Regions from separate parts of the Homo sapiens genome. Here region 1 is linked to region 2. A link is a loop called in an ENCODE intact Hi-C map of the cell type or tissue named here. Cell type or tissue: Caco-2. All regions are shown on one strand. Each heading gives the region's core, and the rest is flanking DNA. Links, peaks and the distances in the headings are about the cores only.

Region 1 (6,832 bases), core at 1,180-6,179, 140 kb before region 2:
AAATAAAATGGAAAGCATCATAAAATAAATGGTACTTAACATTCTCTGAGTTATATTTTATGAATATATTATGAATATGTATTTCAAAATTATATGTGACTCCTAATATTCTGATATGTCTTAGTATATGTTATCAGCAATAATTATGTTTATTTATGTTAAATTATTATAGGATACAGAAAGAGCCAAATTTCCTTGTCAATTGCATCTTTAACCATAACCATTTTAAGTCTTATTCACAGTTTATTAATTCTGATGAACTTTCTTAAAGCTCATTACAATCAAGTAAAATCCTAAAATGTTGTGTCCTCAAGGAGGTTCATGGAAAGGTTTGAAAGAATGCTCATAAACACTCTTGAACACAGGTTTCTGATAACTCTAGAATGATATACATTTGGACGGGATAGGAATACTAAAAGCTCTAATGAAGAAGTTGACCAGTTTATAAAATTGCCAACTTAAGTAGCACAAGAACTAATTGAATACCAAGGAAATACTTTAGCAGATTTCCATGCTAGATCAGCCAGTACTGATGTTGTTAAAATATGCAATTTGAATGAGGTTCATGGTTCAAGTCAAATTGCCTACAATAACCCATTTGATAAGCAGTGCTATGCACCTAAATTGAAGAAACGAAATTTGTATTTAAGATAATATGAATTCATTGTCGAGTGTGGACTCATGGAGAGTCTGGAGAGCTGCCTGGTCCTTCTCAAGTAATTAAAACTGCCATCATTGAAAGCTCTACACTCAGCCAGGCATGGTGGCTTTCGCCTGTAATCTCAGCACTTTGGGATGCCGAGGTAGGTGGATCACTCGAGGTCAGGAGTTCGAGTCCAGCCTGGCCAATATAGTGAGACCCCCATCTCTACTAAAAATGCAAAAATTATTCAGGCATGGTGGTGAACACCTGTAATCCCAGCTACTCGGGAAGCTGAGGCAGGAGAATCGCTTGAACCCAGGAGGCAGAGGTTGAAGTGAGCCGAGATTGCATCCAAATTATATTTTTAAAAATATACTGGTGTCATGACTATTCTAAGTTGCCAAAGTGGTTTATTTTGCTTTGTCAAATCCATAATCCTAGGAAGACAAAAAAAACTTCAGGTACATTTTTGCTACTTGATGGGCCATTTGAACATTTACAGATGGCTTCTATTCAATTGTCATTTGTAATGCATGTTTTCTAGTTATATACAAGCTTTCTCATGCAAGAAGGCTAATGCAATAACAATAGCTAAAATAGCTTAACGGTTATCAAGAAATGTGTTTCTCTCATGGAACATTCCTAGAGAAATCTCCAACAATAAAGGTACTTGTTTCACTGGACAAGTTGTAAAACATAAGGTGTTACAGCTATAATAGCATTAGGCAAGTCTAACTGAATGGACTGAATTGTCTTGGTCAAAGGTACTGCAGACTGATAACAATCAGTTCCTCTTCCAATCAAAACATGAGTTGACCATTTATGAAATAGTCACTGTAAGGCCTCTAATAATAGAACCTTATGTATCTTCTGCACCTAAATTCTTATATGACTAAATGCTACAATGCAGGCTTCAATGCATTGTGCCAAAGTGTATTTTCATTAGGTAAAAGGAGCTTTTTATGATCCACTGACTGGGTACAGTCAAACCCTTCATGGTCTAAAACTTAGAGACTGGGCCTTCTGGAAACACCATCAGAGAAAGACTTCCCTTGCCACTCACACTGCAGTAAAATACTGGGACCTTGAACCTTGAGTCTGGCCCATCCAGCCTCTTGAAACCAAACACTTGTTAGAGACCTTAAGGTAAAGCTAACCAGAGAACTTTCTCCCTTGAAGCAGATGGCATCCTAGACATAGAAAGCTTTCCCAAGATCATGGAACAAGACTTCTCTTCCATCGTGAGATTCTTAACCTTTCTTAACTTTTGCCTTGCTTATGCCTCTTGGAACAACACAGTGGGAAAAGGGGCCTATGTGTGTGAAGTATATTTTTATTTGTGTTAGATTTCACAGACAACCTTATACATGAGCAACCTTATCTCTTGATGGATGCAAGATGAAGGGCCAGTGTAGGCTAGGAATTTTAATGACACCTTTGTTACTCCATAATCAGTCAGAAACAGAACATCAGTCCACTTCTTTTAACGTACATCCTAGGTTAAATAAAACATTGCCAAGAGGCCTTCACCTTTCTAGATGGGCATCATTTGTTAGTTCCCTTTTTCTATGGCTTGGAGTAAATGAGGTAATGATTAGAAATGTATCCCTTACAGTAGTCTGTACAGCAGATTTTACTGCAAAACCTGTGGCTGTGCAGCAGACTTCTTTAAATTCTCTTGCTAAAGTTGTGCTAGATAATAAAATTGCTCTAGATTACCTACAGGCTGAACAGGGAGAAATCTGTGCAGTGGCTTACACTTCTTATTGTACATGAATAAATACACTGGGTTTTGTAGAGATTCAGTTACAAGAGATTAATGAACAGGCTGCTTAATTAAAACATGTAGACTTTTCATCTGGCTTATTCTTTGATCTATTTAACTTTAGTTGATTAATAGGAACTAATAGGAACCTTGGCTAAGGAGCATACTCCAAATTCTTGGTATGCTCCTGCCAGTCACTATAGTAGTCATTATCATTATCATTCTGACAGTCACAATAGTATTCTCCCTGGTATGCTATATTCTCTCCAAAGTTTTAAATGTTTGCAGACAGCCATGTGTAGAATGTCAGATGGTATCTTTGACTGGAATGACAAAATCTCAAAGAAATGCCTGATCGTGAAGACACTATAACCTATCAATAATGTGCTAAGACAGAAAACCCAAAATAATGGTAATAGGAAGTAGCACCAAAGCCCTAAGTTTTGGTCACACTCTCATCTAGGTGAGAACCTGACCAAAAGAAGAGAATTGTTAAACAAAATTATGGAAGACCATTGTTCTGGACTGAACTCTTGCATTAGACCCCAACAGAACAGACCAAATCAAAACAAAATCACTCATGCTAATACAACATAATCACAGTGAAACTTTAAGGAAGAAGATAGATTCCAAAACAGTACAGTTTTTTTTTCTTCTGAAAACAGGAGATCCCAGCATAATAAAGAGGTCCCCTCTGCTCTAACCCTTACAAAAAATTAACCTAAAGTAAACAATCAGGTTATTTTTCTCTCATTCTGTTTCCATATTCCCACCTTACAAAATCCACTGTACTGCTATTTCCCAGTGGAATTTGAGACCAAATAAGTCCATTTACAATGGTGTGAGAGTGACGTCAATGCCTAAGGTTTCAGTCAACCTCTCAATCTTAAGAGGTTGACCCAAAGGGAGGAATTGTTTACATAAAGCTACCTCCTTACATATCTTAAGTTTGGCCTAGAACTTTATAAACAGACTATAACCTACTCCTGTACCAATTAGAATTTCAGATGCCTGCCAATCACAGGCAGCCAACTGTTCAAACCATGTTCAAATAAGGGAAACTCCCAGCTGTAACTAATTCAGCTGTTTCTGTGACTCATTATTGTCTTCTGTACATCACTTTTCTTGTTCTGTCCATAAATGTTATCCAACAATGTGGCAGCTCCAGAGTCGCTCTGAACCTATTTTGGTTCTCAGGGAGGCCCAATTCTCAAATCATTCTTTGCTCAATCAAACTCTGTTAAATTTAATTTGCCTAAAGTCTTTTAAATAATATCCAGCCAGGTGGGGTGGCTCACGCCTGTAATCCCAGAACTTTGGGAGGCTGAGGTGGGTGGATCACTTGAGGCCAGGAGTTCAAGACCAGCCTGGGCAACATGGCAAAACTCCATCTCTACAAAAAATACAAAAAATTAGCCAGATTTGATGGCTAATTTGGTGTCTGTAGTCCCAGCTACTTGGGAGGCTGAGGCATAAGAATCGCTTAAACCCAGGAGGTGGAGGTTACAGTGAGCCAAGATCGCACCACTGCACTCCAGCCTGGGCAACAGAGTGAGACTCTGTCTCAACAACAAAAAAATAAAGTCTTTAAAATAATACCTATAAAAATATTAACATTTTAAAAGCATTGCCATATCCAGACAATATTTTATATTTCATCTAATACCCACAACATACAGGGAATATTTATTATCACCTACATTTTTTCCAAAGCAGAAATAACCCACAGGGGTTAGGTAATTTGTTCAAGGTCATATCTGAGGAAGAATAGGAATTCAAATCTAAGTATTTTATTTGAGGTGCTTCCTACATCACCATAGCTTGATAATTGACTTAAATGGAATTCTGTTTTTATTATATAGTGTGATCTGTGTAACTCATAAAACTTGTTCAACTTCTTCAATTATATATTCTTTTTCAATTGTATTTTTATAACTCTTTTCTGTATAAAAGCAAAACCCATCTTAATTCACATCACCACCAGTTTAACCTTCATTAGTCCCAAGAGTGAAGTTGTAACCTACTATGGATAAGGCAAAATCAAAGACATAAAAATAAACAAAACATAAAACATGATTCACAAAGAATATTACAATCTAGTAGAGGCAATAAAGTGTTGCTGTGGCAGTTAAGGGCCTCCATGTTGTAAAGAAAGAGATATGCTCAGGTTAGCCTAGTTCAAGGAGAGCAAACTCAAATAGCAGACAGATTACAAAAAAACACAATGGGCTGGAGGGCGAACGCAGTAGTTGATAGCCCTTCCCAGGAAGGAGCCAACACAGGAGTCCAGACAATTGTTGCCATATTAAAACGTGGCCCTCGTGTTGCCAGTTTTACAAATTTTCAAAACATGCCAGAAATCTGGATTTTTATTTGAAATTTCATGATTGTTAAATACTGCCAATTGATTTAAAATGTAAGGTAAGAAGTAAAGAAATAAACTTTCTCAACTACCACACAACTAGGTCTCAAAACTACCGGAATGCTGTTCAGAATATGCAGCAGCTCTAGAGATATGAGGCACAACTGTATCAGCAGTGACCACCTGTCTTTTCCCCAACAGTGGTATCTAGTGTGGTACTAAAGGGTGATGGTAAAAATATTTAGCCATTAGTACATCTAATAAAAATAACCAACACTTATATTGTGCCTATTATGTGCTAGATCTCTTCTAAATGCTTTGTCTTAATTTATTTAGTCTGAAAAATATCCCATGTGATAAATACATTACCATCCTATTTCAGAGATGAGAAAAATTGAGTCAAAGAAAGACTAATCAACTAACCCAAGCTCACAAGTCTCATAAGTGACAAAGCTCAGATTTGAACCCAGCCAGTTGGCTCCAGAGCACCAAGTACTTGGCACACTCTTAATGAACACTGTCACCAGGATATCCTCCCAACCATTGCTGGGGTGCTAGGAAGCTGTAGCAAGGTCCTGGAGGGCCTGTAGGGCCAGGTACTAGTTCTTTAACTCTTTAATTGATGGGCTGTGGACAGGTCCAAGAGCCCCAGGGAAATACTAGGACAGGTAGAAAAGTTTGGGTAGAGTGGACCATTAAGAGGCTCTTGTTAGCCACTGTTTACCAATCAGTTTAGAAATATTTGACCATTTATCAAGTACTCAGTGGTGCAGCTCTCCCTGGTGGCACCATTATGTTGGAAAAGCAATGCCTGATGCATGGTAAGTACTAAACAGAGGTCAGCCACAAATATTGCCTGGGCACTATGCATTACTGAGGATTTCTGGTGGAAAGATAACTCATTCTAGATTACCTCACAGGCCCTGGCCAGCCTAGAGGTGACTTTCATTGGGTCAGGCACTATTCCCTTATCTAAGAAGCTCCAGATTCTAAACACAATAAAATAGGGGAACCTCTCAGAATCATGAAGGCATATCAAGCAGTCCGAGGATTCTTAGAGTGGGGCAGTGTGATCCAAATAGCCTGGCTTGGACTCTACAGTAATGCTGTTACTACACAGGCAGAGTATTTCAGTCTTCAGATAGGCTAACCTTAAACAGAAGAGGGCGCATTTCAGCTGAAGATAGGGAGTGAGGTAAACCAGGCTGGAAGAATCATGAGCGTAAGTACAGATATGCAGTTTCATTTTGATTGCATGGCATAAATATATACATTTAATTCATGCTTAATTTGGACAATCCCAAATTTCTGCTACAACAGGTTGATTTTCATTCTTTTGATATTTTCACCAGAGCAGCTTTTCACAATTCAAAAATGTTTCCACTATCGTTTCGTCAGATGGCTTTTTGTCTCATACATGGGAATGGCCATAAAAAATGTTTCCTCTTACATTCAAGTTCATTACAAGACATTTTCATAATTCATGTTTTTCTCACCATGGTGATTCTTTTGAAATGGTGTTTATATGGTTTAATATAAGTTTATCATTTTGCATTTCAACTCAGTGACTTGATCAAATTAACTAAAAAACGCTTAACCTAAAGGAATACTGCCAAGCATTAAATGTAGACCCTAATTTGACCTAATAAATTTCTTTCCAATATAATAATGAGTTATTTAGGTTCTAAATATCAATGATTTTATTGATTTAGTTTTAATTTTCTCTAACAGTTACCTTTTTAATGTCAATACAAAAAAAAAAAACTTTTTTTGACCCCTATATAATAGTTATAGTCCGAGGTGTAGGCATTAATGCATTTACCAAACATCTGATTTTGTTAATGAGAGAGGTGCATGAAAACGCAAACAAGCAAATCAAAATTTCATCAAGTTTTAACCTCTGTTAGAAATAGTGGAAAAAGGGATCGATAATTATCAAACTTAAAAGAATATGTCAAAGAGGAAAGAATGTGCCTTCAGTTACCTTTAAGTGTGTTCTTCAAAGAAAAAAGAAAGAAAATGTGCTTAAAATATTTACAGAAGTGTTATTTCAAAGACTACA
Region 2 (6,832 bases), core at 793-5,792:
TTGAACAATGAGAACACATGGACACAGGAAGGGGAACATCACACTCTGGGGACTGTTGTGGGGTGGGGGCAGTGGGGAGGGATAGCATTAGGAGATATACCTATAGCTAAATGACGAGTTAATGGGTGCAGCACACCAGCATGGCACGTGTATACATATGTTAACTAACCTGCATATTGTGCACATGTACCCTAAAACTTAAAGTATAATAATAATACAATTAAAAATAATAATAATTAAAAAAACACAAAAATTAGCCAGGCGTGGTGGCGTGAGCCCATAATCCCAGCTACCGGGAGGTGGAGGTTGCAGTGATCCCAGATCGTGCCACTGCACTCCGGCCTGGGCGACAGAGTGTGATTCTGTCTCATTAAAAAAAAAAAAATTTTTTTAAATTTCATGCCTGTAAAATAAAGTCTGAAGTATGGGACAGGAGGTCATTTTACATTCTTGTTCCAAACAGTCTTTCCAGGCACATCTCCTGCCACTGCCTTCCAACCACTCTTGTCCTCCACCTCTTCTCAATTCTAATTCCCCCCATCTATTTTCTTTCCCAGACTAAATATGCATGTTCACTTCTCTAGTTCTTTGGAATTCCCTCTGGTAGAAAAGCTCTCCCTTTAAGTCCCACCCCACTGCATCATTTGTCAAAGCTCTACTCTTCTTTAAGGTCCAATTCAGATATCGAACCTTCTCTCTATATACACATACTCCAATGTGGTCAGAATTTATTATCCATTCTTTTATGTTTCTATAGCCCTTCATTTATACATCTCTTCTAGCTTTGAAATCTCTGCCTTTTTGTTCATTGTGCTTATTTTTCATTTATTCAACATTCATTCAAAAAATATTTATTGTCTACTATATTCCAGGTGCTGGTATCTGTTTTAAAAAGACAAACATAGGTTCCTCCACCACTAAAACAGTCTTCTAAGTCCTCATGGAGTTCAGATTCTACTTGTAAGTTCTGAGTTTTTTGTATGTCAGTATTGATAGGGACAGCAGACAGCCAAGGGACCCTGGGGAAACCCTGGCTGCCTTCAAGCCTAAAACCAGACTGCTGGTCCCGGATGAAGGCTGCCCTTTCCTGACTGATTCTCCCTGCATAATGCCCACCTACGCCCTGGGAGGACGGGGTGGAGCCTCGCGAAGTTCAGGCCGTTTGTAGGTGGAGGAGCCTGGCCTCCTCAGTTCCTGTGTGGTGACTTGGCATTCAATCTGTGAGGCAGGAAACCTGCTATCAGGACTCTTTCTCACTTTGCTGAGAATTCCTCTTTCCTTTTTTTCTCTTCACCGAATAAACCCTATAATGTGTCTGTCTGCCTAAATTTTCCTGATCGTGTATTGAGAACCCGGTTTTTCTACAATAGTATCACCTTCCCCAGTACCAAACAATTTCCTTCCTGTATAGAGCAGGCACTCTACAGCTATGACTGCCTGTTTCTCCTTTCCCTAGATATCCATTTGTCTAAAATTAACAAGGTGTAGGCACCAGAGGCGACAGAGGGCTCAGGTGTGGTGGGTTGGGTGGGGGCCCGCTGAACTGACCAGCGGCATTTCAGCTCATTTACCCCCACCCATCAAAACCCTGGAGCCAGGTCCGTTCAGCCGACCGTCACCATGACCAACGCAGATAGCGAGGGCGGAAACCTCCGCCACCAGCTGGACAGCAACAAACAGGACCTGAGCCTCAGCAACCTGGATGAAGACCCGGTCAAGGAGCTGGCTGCCCTTCCAAAGACTACCACACTGGATCTGTCTTGTAATAAATGACTATTGTGCCGGGCACGGTGGCTCACGCCTGTAATCCCAACACTTTGAGAGGCCGAGGAGGACGGATCACCTGAGGTCAGAAGTTCAAGACCAGCCTGACCAACACGGAGAAACCCTGTCTCTACTAAAATACAAAAAAAATTTGCCAGGCGTGGTGGTGCATGCCTGTAATTCCAGCTACTCGGGAGGCTGAGGCAGGAGAATCGCTCTAACCTGGGAGGCCGAGGTTGCAGTGAGCCGAGATTGCGCATTGCACTCCAGCCTGGGCAACAAGAGTGAAACTCCATCTCAAAAAAATAAATAATGACTATTCTCCCGTCGGATTTCTGTGGCCTCACACACCTGGCGAAGCTAGACCTTAGAAAGAACAAGCCGCAGCACCCACCAGCAGACTTGGGCCGTTTGGTCAACCTCCAGCACCTGGCTCTCCTCAACAACAGGCTGGTCACCTTGTCGTCAGCTTTGCTCAGCTGAAGAACCTGAAGTGGCTGGACCTGAAGAATAACCTCTGGATCCCGGCCTGGCCAAGGTGGCAGGTGATTGCTTGGGTGAGAAGCCATGGAAACAGCATGCAAACAAGGCATCACAACACATGAAGGCTGTACAGACAGACCACAAGTGGGAGAGGCAGCAGGGTTGGAAGTAGAACGAGAGGCAGAGAAGTATGAGGCAAAGCAGCGAGCTAAGGAAGCTCAGGAGAGGAAATGCGGAAGCGGGAGAAGGCAGAGGAGAAAGAGTGCCAGAGAAAGGAGTATGATGCCCTCAAAGCAGCCAAGCGGGAGCAGATCATACCTACCAAGGAAACAAATTAGGCCCCCAAATCTAAGTCCGAATCCTGCCCCTGCAAGCCACTCCCCCGGAAGCACACTCGTTTCTGGGCTGTGCTGAAACTGCTGCTGCTGCTGCTTTGTGCAGCGGGGGCGCTGGTTGCTTGTCAGGTGACACAGCTACAGCAGCTGCCCCTTTGTGTCCGGAATAATGGGTTCTTGGTCTTGCTGACTTCCAGAATGAAGCTGCGGACCCTCGCGGTGAGTGTTACAGTTCTTAAAGATGGTGTGTCCAGAGTTTGTGCTTTCAGATGTTCAGATGCGTCCGGAGTTTCTTCCTTCTGGTGGGTTTGTGGTCTCACTGACTTAAGAAGTGAGGCGCAGACCTTTGCTGTGAGTGTTACAGCTCTTAAAGACAGCGCATCTGGAGTTGTTTGTTCCTCATGTCCGGAGTTGTTGGTCCCTCCCAATGCGTTTGTTCGTCCCTCCCAATGCGTTTGTTCGTAGTCTCACTGGCTTCAGGAGTGAAGATGCAGACCTTCACGGTGAGTGTTATAGCTCATAAAGGCGGCGTAGACCCAAAGAGTGAGCAGCAGTAAGATTTATTGCAAACAGAGAAAGAACAAAGCTTCCACAGCACAAAAGGGGACCTGACCGGGTTGCTGCTGCTAGCTCGGGCAGCCTGCTTTTATTCCCTTATCTGGCCCCACCCACATCCTGATGATTCGTCCATTTTACAGAGAGCTGATTGGTCCGTTTTGACAGGGTCCTGATTGGTGCATTTACAATCCCTGACCTAGACACAGAGTGCTGATTGGTATACTTACAATCCTCTAGCTAGACATAAAAGTTCTCCAAGTCCCCACTAGATTAGCTAGACACAGAGCACTGATTGGTGTGTTTACAAACCTTGAGCTAGACACAGAGTGCTGACTGGTACGTTTACAAACCTTGAGCTAGACACAGAGTGCTGATTGCTGCATTTACAAACCTTGAGCTAGACACAGAGTGCTGATTGCTGCATTTACAATCCTTTAGCTAGCCATAAAAGTTCTCCAAGTCCCCACCAGATTAGCTAGATACAGAGTGCTGATTGGTGCATCCACAAACCCCGAGCTAGACACAGAGTGCTGATTGGTGCATATACAATCCTCCAGCTAGACATAAAAGTTCTCCAAATCCCCACCCAACTCAGGAGCCCAGCTGGCTTCGCCTAGTGGATCCCACGCCAGGACCACGGGTGGAGCTGCCCACCAGTCACCCACCCACACTCCTCAACCCTTGGCGATGGGACCAGGCACTGTGGAGCAGGCGGCGGTGCCCGTCAGGGAGGCTCGGACCATGTGGGAGCCCACCGCGTGGGGGCTCAGGCATGGCAGGCTGCAGGTCCTGAGCCCTGCCCCATGGGGAGGTGGCTGAGGCCTGGTAAGAATTCAAGCCGGGTGCGGACAAGCCAGCAGTGCTGGGGGACCCGGTGCCCCCTCCACAGCTACTGGCCCGGATGCTAAGCCCCTCATTGCCCAGCGCCAGTGGCGCTGGCAGGCTGCTCTGAGTGCGGGGCCTGCCGAGCCCGCGCCCACCTGGAACTGGTGCTGGCCCGCGAGCACGCAGCCCTGGTTGCCACCCGCGCCTCTCCTTCCACACCTCCCTGCACGCAAAGGGAGCCAGCTCCAGCTTCTGCCAGCCCAGAGAGGGGTTCCCACAGTGCAGCGGTGGGCTGAAGGGCTCCTCAAGTGCGGCCAGAGCAGATGCCAAGGCCGAGGAGGCACCAAGAGCAAGTGAGGGCTGCTAGCACATTGTCACCTCTCACCTTTGCACCAGCGTGAACACCATCTGTGACAATGTGGTCCAGGGTCTGCACCACCATGAGATCCTCCAGACCGACTCTCAGCAGTGAGCTTGTCCCCAGCACCTGCTGCCTCCCAGCCTTGGAGCTTGGATTCCTATGGAATTGGGCTCTGCTGGACACAAACTCTTTTTAGCATCAGACCTACCTGCCATCATCAAATGGCTGCTGATTGGTACTTGAGACCTCCTCTTTGTAGGACTTCTTCATTCCTTAGTCAGGGTTTCCTGGTGGAATGAGGAGAAATGGGAGGTGGTGGGGGACAGTTACCTGCATGCCTAAAGGAATAGGCTTGGGGGTGGGGAGAAAGAAAACATAGCCATTTCTAGTTGTTACACAAAGCTGTGTAAAGGCTCATTTCTACTAAATGGTCAGCTGTCACCAAAAAAAAAAAAAAGTGTCATGAGACCTTTATGAAACATGCCAATAGGGTATGGGAATTATCTAACTATTTTGAAGGAATCTAAGTAATTAAACAAAAAATGCCACTGTCCTAACTAATAGCAGTTAACCAACTCATAATAGGAGTCACCCAGAGAATTTTTTATCATCTAGAAGTAATGGCTTGTTTCATTACTGGATGATGATGCCTCTCGAGTCTTTATTATGCACCAGGCACTGTCTGAGAGCTTTCAGTATTCACTCATTTAATCTTCTCAACAACTCTAAGTAGTATGTTATCTCTTTTTCAAAAAAAAAATAGATATGGAAACAGAAAGATGAGTTAAATTCTTTGCCCAAGATAACAAAACTGGCAAGGGATGGAGCTGGCATTTGAACTCAGGGAGGCTAGCTTCAAATTCTGTGTTCTCCACTACACATTAATGATGTAGACAGTGAAAATCTTTCCCAATGTGTGATAGACTAAAATCATTGATAGATGATTACTAATGCAAGAAGACTGTTACACAAGTGGTTGTAATTTCTGTTGGGCTCTTTATATGTAAGGAATAGAGATGTATTCTGTTTATTCAAAGTAGTGTAACATGAGGAAGGATAGCAATATAAGTTAACACATACACGGAACTCAGGGAAAGCAGGAATCACTTAGAATCTGCCTCATAGAGCCAGAAACTAGAAGGCCATTCAGATTTTTAAACTTCCCTAGGGACCTGAGAAGCAGGACTTTATGAATTTTTCTTACTCTAACATTCCACCGTTAACATATCTGCTCCTGTCTGACCCCTTCTTTTACTGTTATCAACTGGTTTTCTTTTCATTCTTCTCAGTTAAATCCCTGAGAAGAATCTGGTTGAATCAGCACAAAAATACTTAGATGGAGCCTTTTTTCCCAGGCCCACTCCTGAAGAACTAGCATGCCATGGCTGACTGTGCTTGAGTCCAATTCCCTCTGTAGCCAACCAACGAAAGGCTGGAAGGAGGGAAAGGACAAGGTCACTTTGTCCAAAACAGTTGAGCTGATGCAAGGTCTGGGCATGGGTAGCTTCCATGGAAAAGTGCCATTTGCAGGGCAGACACTCTTGTATAAGAATCTCATAGCCTGGCGCGGTGGCTTTTGCCTGAATCCCAGCACTTTGGAAGGCCGAGGTGGGCGGATCACCTGAGGTCAGGAGTTCGAGACCAGCCTGACCAACGTGGTGAAACTCCATCTCTACAAAAAATGCAAAAATTAGCTGGGTGTGGTGGCAGGTGCCTGTAATCCCAGCTACTCAGGAGGCTGAGGCAGGAGAATCACTTGAAGCTGGGAGGTAGAGGTTGCAATGAGCAGAGATCGCGTCATTGCACTCCATCCAGGGTGACAGAGGGAGACTCCGTCTCAAAAAAATAAAAATAATCTCATGCTGGTCAGGCACGGTGGCTCACGCCTGTAATCTCAGCACTTTGGGAGGCCAAGGCGGGCAGATCACTTGAGGTCAGGAGCTCGCGACCAGCCTGGCCAACATGGTGAAACCCCATCTCTAATGAAAATACAAAAAAATAGCCAGTGTGGTGGCAGGCGCTTGTAGTCCCAGCTACTTGGGAGGCTGAGGCACAAGAATCGCTTGAACCTGGAAGGTGGAGGTTGCAGTGAGCAGAGATCCTGCCACTGCACTCCAGCCTGGGTGACAGAACAAGACCCTGTCTCAAAAAAAATAATAAAAATAAAAAAGAAGAATCTCATGCCTTGTATAAGAATTAAGAATGTGTGGTCATTACCTTCAATATCAGCATAGATTTAGAGACTTTTGTTTATAATAAAATACTTAATATGTTTGGAAGCTTTATAAACTCTCATCTGAATTACTACAATTGCCTGCCAACTGTGTTCTTCTTTCCACCCTAGGTTCCTTATCATCTATTCTCCATTCATAACACAGCCATAGTGATCCTTCTGAAGTATCTCAGACATCTCAACCCCCACCGCCCCATGACCTCTCCATCATCACACTCCAAGTAAAAGCATCTTGACAATGGCCTACAAAGTGTACATGATCAGCCGGGTGTC

The links. Peaks named below come from ENCODE experiments on the same cell type or tissue, not always from the same donor. Only the 100,000 strongest peaks of a DNase experiment are listed, where the experiment ranks them.
Region 1: it touches region 2 in a loop (3-fold over the local background); 1 of 110 quality-filtered maps calls a loop at or near these places.

Annotation. Positions count from the first base shown.
Region 1 is chr6:63,302,093-63,308,924 of GRCh38, forward strand. The region is part of intron 1 of LGSN (lengsin, lens protein with glutamine synthetase domain); the gene reads right to left. Among named protein-coding and RNA genes, the nearest start is that of LGSN, 14 kb to the right of the region's middle. In Caco-2, for the core only: no CTCF peak of the experiment used is centred there; a DNase peak (open chromatin) is centred at 3,405.
Region 2 is chr6:63,439,146-63,445,977 of GRCh38, forward strand. It overlaps a transcript of LGSN not described here and the pseudogene LOC642554. Among named protein-coding and RNA genes, the nearest start is that of LGSN, 120 kb to the left of the region's middle. In Caco-2, for the core only: a CTCF peak has its summit at 2,741; DNase peaks (open chromatin) are centred at 1,136, 1,656, 2,696, 3,246 and 1 weaker place; H3K4me3 peaks cover 2,813 bases.